Linked DNA regions of Homo sapiens: region 2 is linked to region 1. A link is an interaction called in ENCODE POLR2A ChIA-PET data of the cell type or tissue named here. Cell type or tissue: Panc1. All regions are shown on one strand.

The links. Peaks named below come from ENCODE experiments on the same cell type or tissue, not always from the same donor. Only the 100,000 strongest peaks of a DNase experiment are listed, where the experiment ranks them.
Region 2: POLR2A ChIA-PET joins it to region 1 with 6 read pairs; 3 of 35 experiments call an interaction of 5 or more read pairs at or near these places.

What each region holds. Positions count from the first base shown.
Region 1 is chr1:53,770,236-53,774,235 of GRCh38, forward strand. NDC1 (NDC1 transmembrane nucleoporin) reads right to left here. Exons shown (of 18, transcript NM_018087.5): 17 at 2,094-2,254. It overlaps LOC124900439 (small nucleolar RNA SNORA58), which reads right to left and starts at 918; the gene lies at 783-918. RefSeq lists an enhancer at 303-865. In Panc1, no CTCF peak of the experiment used is centred here; a DNase peak (open chromatin) is centred at 1,659.
Region 2 is chr1:53,925,030-53,929,029 of GRCh38, forward strand. It overlaps IFT25 (intraflagellar transport 25), which reads right to left. Exons shown (of 6, transcript NM_016126.4): 4 at 3,343-3,411. Among named protein-coding and RNA genes, the nearest start is that of IFT25, 19 kb to the right of the region's middle. In Panc1, no CTCF peak of the experiment used is centred here; no DNase peak of the experiment used is centred here.

The sequences.
Region 1 (4,000 bases):
CTCTTTTCAGAGAAAAGAAACTAAGGCGGAATTTCATTCTCACAATTTTTATTTTATTTATTTATGTATTTATTTATTTATTTATCTTTGAGGCAGGGTCTTGCTCGGTCGCCCAGGCTAGAGTGCAGTGGTGCAGTATCGGCTCACTGCAACCTCCACTTCCCGGGTTCAAGTGATTCTCCTGCATCAGCCTCTGGAGTAGCTGGGATTATAGTTGCCTGCCACCATGCCCAGCTAATTTTTGTATTTTTAGTAGAGAAGTGGTTTCAACATGTTGGCCAGGCTGGTCTCAAACTCCTGACCTCAGATGATCCGCCCGCCTTGGCCTCCCAAAGTGCTGGGATTACAGCCATGAGCCTCTGCAACCGGCCCATTCTCATAATCCATTCTCATAATTTTTAATCAGTCATCTATATCTCTTTTTCTTTTTTTTCTTTGAGACCGAGTCTCGCTCTGTTGTCCAGGCTGGAGTACAGAGGCACGATCTCGGCTCACTGCAACCTCCGCCTCCTGGGTGCAAGTGATTCTCATGCCTCAGCCTCCCGAGTAGCTGGGATTTCAGGTGAGCACCACCACGCCCAGTGAATTTTTGTATTTTTGGTAGAGACGGGGTTTCACCATGTTGGCCGGGCTGATCTCAAACTCCTGACCTGAGGTGATCCACCCACCTCGGCCTCCCAAAGTGCTGGGATAACAGGCATAGACCACTGTGCCTGGCCTATATCGCTTTCTTATCTAAATCCCTATGCTCCCCTTTTCTTCTTGCCTTTTTTCCCCCAGGGGAATGTTACAGTCCTGCTATTTATCCAGCCACTGATTAAGCTGGATAAAGCTGGCAGGAACTTCAAATTAATCTCGAATACAATGTCCCCCCTGCCTGGACATGAGCACAGTCAGGCAAGGTCTACGGGTATGCCCTTCTCCTTGCTTTTGTTCTATCATTAATATATGTCATATCTATTTCATTCTCTAAATTCATCAGTATTTTCTGAATGTGTCCTACATACTAATTTATATCTTGGAGGCAGTCTAGTGTTGTAGATAGAAAGATGAAAGATTTTTAAGAGAAAGAAAGACTTGATTTCAGGTTCATGTTTAATACGCACTAGATTGTGCTATCAGGCAAATTTTAACATCTCTATGCCTCAGTTTTCGTATCTGTACAATTATGATAATTTCTACACTTCACAGGGTCTTTGAAAAGAGTAAATGAAAAAACATTAAGTTCTAAGTGTATTGTCTAGAATAGCACTATCTGATAAAACTTTCTGGAAGTAGGGAAAGATGTTATACTTCTGTTGTCCAATACAGTAGCTACTAAACACATGTAGTTATTAAGTACTTCAAATGTGGCTAGGGTGACTGACAAATTGAATTTTTAACTTTATTTAACTTTAATTTAAATTGGAAGTCTTAAACTATTCATTGATTGCATACAAAAACAGCAGAGCAATCTCTCGTGTCTTCTAAAGTTCATTTATAATTGTGATAAATATAAATACAGTTTAGTTACTAAGCTAGTATCCCTCATCCTGCCTAGCTAGATCATTTCACAAGAGGAAAGCAGTAAACATGAATAAAACTAAATATAAACAGGCTTGGCATTTGTGGTTTTCTCTCTGGTTCTGTTTCTCAAGGTGTTGTGATCTGTTGGTGTTTTTCCAGCATGAATCACAAAGCACCAGGGATTCATTTCTGGAATACTTTGCTCACCCCAAGTCTTCAGTTTGCTGACCAAGATATAACAATAGAATTAGTTTTAATATGCTTTTCTGGAAAGGTACTCGGGTTTTCTGCTCTTTTTTCTCCCTTAAGGATCTTTTGATAATTTAAATATATATATATAATTAATCTGCTGCATTTATAACTTTCTGTCTTCTTTTGTCCATTTGAAAGAAATCCCCAAAGCTTTATGATGGGCCAAATTTTAAAATATAAATATTAAGTCCACATCCAAGCTGTAAGTTTACAGTGAGAATCATCAAGGTCCCAAAAGAACACTTTCAACACATGAGCCTTATCATTCCCATACCTATTTCTAAGGAAAGCTCCCCAGAATAGGTATCATCATGGATCAAAACAGGTAAACTTACTTCAGATGTTCACCAAATGTAGTAGTTATTCGATAGATGGCAGTTTTCAGTGATGCTCTGAATGCAAATCTTAATGTTTTATATGAAGTGTCCACAAGGCTTCCTGAAATCCGGGGTGGTTTACTGGAAGCATGAGGAAGCTTAAAGTACTTGTCGACTGCCTACACCAAGAAAGAAAACACATCAGTTTAGATTATAAAGAAAGCCAACCTAGGCCAGGTGCTGTGGCTCACATGTGTAATCCCAACACTTTGGAAGGACGAGGCGGGAGGACTGCTTGAGCCCAGGAGTTCCACTGTACTCCAGACTGGGCGACAGAGATCCTGTCTCAAAATAACATAACATAACATAACATAACATAACATAACATAACATAACATAACATAACATAACAAAACAAAACAAACATAATATAACATAAAATAAAATAAAATAAAAAATTAAAAAGAAAAAAGTCACTTCAGTCCAAAGAATTAAGATTTGAGATAGATACAAATGGATATATACAGAGAGATATACACATATCTATAGCTATGCTGTAACACATTTCTTACTGTAGATCACAGTCAAAATAGTTTCATAAACAATGCAATAGGGAGGCTCAGCTACTATGACAGTTACCAGGCCCCCCCCAAAATCCAGACTTGCCCTTGGAAATGAAGCTATCATTCAATATCCTTGAAAATGCAAAGCTTGAAGTCAAACACTGATGTCCTACTCTGCTTATGATGTGACAGCCAGGAGGAGCTTTATTAAAAGACCTCAGCAAAAAAAAAAAAAAAGACCAAAACTTTATACTTTACAGAAATAGTTATTCACTAAATAGTTTATCTTCCTTTTCAATTCAGATAAGGCATTTATGATACTGTTACATCATGAGGTCCCCATGGAAAAATAAACTGACAAGATACAACAGTATAAGCGTACTATTTATAGTTATGAATGTAACCACCAAAAGAACTGAAAACAAAAATAATTAAAATTATTTTTGCCATCAAGTTCTTAATTTCAAGAGCTCTTTAACATCATCTGTTCTTTTTAATTTTAGCATCCTATTTTTGTTTCAAAGATGCAATATCCTTTCTTATTTCTAAGGATTCTGATGACAGCTTTTTTGTTTTTTAGTTTCTTCCAAGCTGATTTTCCCCCTTTGCTCCCTTTAGTCTCCAACTTCTGCATGAGAGACTTTCCTCAGAAATCTAGTGATCCTCGTTCACAAATGCAAGTGGGACCTGCTAAAGAGCTGAGCACCAATTCTAAGTGCATGACTGGGGATTACAGACGAGCGGCTTCACAGTGGGTCATCTGCAGGGACTTTTGGGGCGTGAACCTTCAACTCAGTCACTTTAGGTCTTTCTTCTTGGACTGGTCAGAGTGCCCAAAGAAAAGTCTTCTAGTATCCTGACTACAGGGCCTGCCCCAGTGTTCTGAAGCCAGGTGGACACCAGGGCTTTGGAACTCATCCCTCTCCTTTAGTGCAGCACCCACAACTCCCCCAGACTGGGTGTTCTACTCTCTCTTAAAGGATAAACCTCAGACTACAGTGGAAGAGGAGCAATTACCCCACATCATAGGATCTAGGGATCTAACTAATTTTCAAACAGCTCTCACCCAAACCTCTTTATTTTGGGTACCTGTCCCTTCACGCGTGGTTCTAGAGTTACTTGGTGCTTCTCCCACCACCAATTTGAAATCTGCCTCTGGAAACTGCTAAGTTAGCGATCTCAACCATCTGCTTTCCAGCTTTGAAAGTTTTGTTGCTATTATGTCCTCTCCTGTTTATGGATTTAAGTATTATAAAATACCTTTCCTATAGTTTAGCAGAGTTTTGGGGAAGGAACAAAATTTGATGCATGTGTTCAGTCTGCCACGGTAACTTTAGCATTACTTAATATTTCACTGAATTT
Region 2 (4,000 bases), 150 kb after region 1:
TAGAAGTAAACATTCTCAACTCTTCAAGCTATTTTTCCTGAAATTATAATATGCTTTTATTCCTTTTTGATAAATTTTTTACTGACTTTATATAGTATGGTAGGTAAAATTTTAGCTTTTTAAAACCGAAATCCCCTCTTCTTCCTCCTTCAACTTCTCCCTCTTTACCTCCTCTCAAATTTGAAATCCTACTTGATGGTTACATTACTCTGTCTATCTAAAGGTTATTTACTCCTGAAATAATACATTATAATGATATTTTCTTTCTTGTACAACTCTATCACCAGAAATTAATAATAAACTTTTTCATTTGCTTAGTTTTTTTAGTTATGAAAAATTGAAAAATATCGGCTGGGCATGGTGGCTCACACCTGTAATCCCAGCATTTTGGGAGGCTGAGGCGGGCAGATCACAAGGTCAGGAGATTGAGACCATCCTGGCTAACACGGTGAAACCCCATCTCTACTAAAAAAAAAATACAAAAAATTAGCTGGGCATGGTGGCGGGCACCTGTAGTCCCAGTTACTCGGGAGGCTGAAGCAGGAGAATGTCGTGAACCCAGGAGGTGGAGCTTGCAGTGAGCCGAGATCACGCCACTGCACTCCAGCCTGAGCAATAGAGTGAGACTCAGTCTCAAAAAAAAAAAAAGAAAAGAAAAAAGAAAAATATCAAACATACTTAGGAGAGAACATAAAAAAACTCCCACATATACCCATAAGCTAGATTTTATAATTACTAACATTTCATCATAGTGGATTTATCAATTTTTTTTTTCACTAAAGTATTTTAGGCCAGGTGTGGTGGCTCACTCCTATAATACCAGCACTATGGGAAGCTGAGGTGGGTGGACGATTTGAGGTCAGGAGTTTGAGACCAGCCTGGCCAACATGGTGAAAACTCTGTCTCTACCAAAAATACAAAAATTAGCCAGGCAACGTGGTGCACGCCTGTAATTCCAGCTACTCAGGAGGCTGAGGCAGGAGAATCACTTGAACCTGGGAAGCGGAAGTTGCAGTGAGCCGAGATTGCGCCACTGCACTCCAGTCTCAAAAAAAAAAAAAAAAAAAAAGTTAAAGCAAGTGCAAGTGTAAGACATTATTGACATTTCATCTCTAAATACTTTTTTGTTCTTTTGAGACAGGGTCTCACTCTGTCGCCTAGATTGGAGTGTACTGGCACAATCTCAGCTCATGGCAACCTTCACCTCTGAGGCTCAAGTGATCCTCCTTCCTCAGCCTCCCAAGCAGCTGGGACTACAGGTGCATGCCACCACACCTAGCAAATATATATGTATATTTTTTGTAGAGACAAGATTTCTCCATGTTGCCCAGGGTAGTTTCTTGAATTCCTGAGATCAAACGATCCGCCCACCTCAGCCTCCTAAAATGCTGGGATTATGGGCGTGAGCCTAGCTTCCCCTAAATACTTAATTATCCATTTCTAAATAATAATTCTTTATATAACCATAATACCACCATCATAACATTAAAAATAGTGGTTTAATATAATATGAAACCCAATTCCTATTCAAATTTCCCCAATTGTCCCTGTCTTTTTTAATTGGTTTATTAAAATCAGAATTAAGTCTCTTTTAACCTTCAACTGCTTTCTCTCCCCTACACACATTTTTTAATGTCTTTGACTTACTGAAGAGACCAGGTCAGTTGTCCTGTACAATGTCCCACATTCTAGATTTTTTTTTTTTTTTAAAGAGATGGGGTCTTGCTCTGTCACCCAGGCTGGAGTGCAGTGGCATGATCACAGCTCATTGCAGTCTCAACCTCCTGGGCTCAAGTGGTCCTTCCATCTCAGCCTCCCAAGTAGCTACGATTACAGGCACATGTCACCATCCCTGGCTAATTTTTAATTTTTTTTTGTAGAGACAACATCTTGCCATGTTTCCTAGGCCAGTCTTGAACTCCTGGACTCATGCAATCCTCCTCCCTCAGCCTCCCAAAGTGTTGGGATTACAGGCATGAGCCACTGTGCCCAGGCCCCACATTCTAGATTTTATCATCTTGTCTATTCGTGGTTTCACTTAATTTGTTCCTCTATCCTCTACATTTCTTATAGATTGGAAATTAGAGCTAAAAGCTTGATTATATTCAGGGTTTGAGGTCTTCATTAATGTCTTGTGATCTTTCTTTTGTTACTTGTGGATCATTTGAAAACTGTGCATCATTTGAAAACTGTGTGCATGAGCCACACTTATTGATTACTGGACTTAAATAAGGTGACCAGAAATGAGCTGGCCTTTGTCAGTATCCATAGGTCTTTTTTCTAGGGCCATTTAGTTTCTCCAAAGATGAATGTTCCAGTCTCCCAGCTGAGGGTATATTCTTGGCTGCTGAAGTTAATACCAGAACACAGGAAGGAGGCTGGTGTTCCCACTATTCAATATGTAGGCTTCCACTAGTATCGTATTTTCAACTCCATGTCTCACTCACTCCCTACTATATCTGGTCTCCTGAGCCTCAACATTCTATATTTGCAGTTGTCTCTTGAGGGTTGTGGTGGAGGTCTGTGGGATAAAGGAGTGGTCACCTAGTTTTGTAGGACGGAAGAAGGTACCTAGAGTCTGATTACTCTGTAAATAGATGTTCAACTAATCATCCTTGTTTTCTGACCCAGGTCTCATTCATACTTCCCATGGCACCTGTTGCCTTTGAGCTCTAGGCCTTTCTGGGGTTTTGTGTGGCAAAGTGGCTTGCTTCTTATTGACATGCTCCTTGTCAAGACCTTAGGTTATAACACAGTTCATTCAGCTAAAGAAGTTACTACTCTTCAATCTGCTTTCTCTTTATCATAATATACACTGATCTCTCACATTTGCTTTAGTTTGCTGGTTGTTAAATCTTTTGTCCTTGTAGGTTTATGCCTCTTTTTATTCCTTTAATATTATTTTCATGGTATTTTGAAAGGGAAAATAGACATATGAAGGCAAGATGCTGTGTTTAATTAAGTAGAGGCTATCAATTCTGCTGGTGATATTTAAATAGTACCCTTAATCAGGACAAAAGGAAAGAAGATGAGAAACTAATATTTATTGTCTATTATATGCCAGACACTAGTTCACCAAAACCTTGAATGATAGATATCATCACCATTTTCCTAATAAGGATTCTGAAACTGAGAAAAATTAAGTCACATGTTAATACTTATATAACCAGTAAATGAAGAAGCAGCTTTGTATTCAAACCTGGGTCTTTCTAGACCCTAAATGTGTCACAAGGATCATTAAAGTCATCTTTTTTCACCAAAGTGCAGCTAGATGAGAAATGCAGAATCAAAGGAATATTATCTACTCCTTCATGCTCAGAACAATGCTGGTGAAACACATACCTTTTTCAATCCATTGCTCAAAATCAACTGGCTCTTTAGACGTGCTTTTTTCAATCTTCAAGGTCTGTACTAACATTGTAAACAAAGTAAGTAAAGTGTTAATCTGGCTGTATGTTTTTGTCCCTATATTTCTTTTTCCCTCTGCCTGAGATTATCATGCACAGTGGAACTACACAGAGCACTGGGATCAGAAACAACATGGAAGTTACTCTGTATGTTTCCAAAAAACCCTATGGTAAAATATAGTCTTGTGTAACTAATCTTCCAAATGTTCGCAACCATACAACACAGAGCAAGTAGAGCTTTTCTGAATTTGGCATTGTTCCGATTTTTTTGTGTGTATGGCGATAATACTACTATTGGTGGTCTTGGTCATAAACATTTATGGAGAGCCTATGATGAGTCAAACATATTTATCCATTCACTTTTGACTACAATCTTATGAGAAAGGTACTTTAACCCACTTTACTGGTGAGAAAACAGGTTTAGAGGAGCCAAGCAAGGTGTTCAATGATATACAGCTCATAAGTGCCAGAAATGGAATTCAAACTTTAGGTATGACTCTAGAACCTCCACGATTAATGAGAGAAGAGACTTATCAGGAATACAGTCATCTTCCTTCTAAACTGGTTTTTCTCCACTGCTCCAGTCCAGTCTC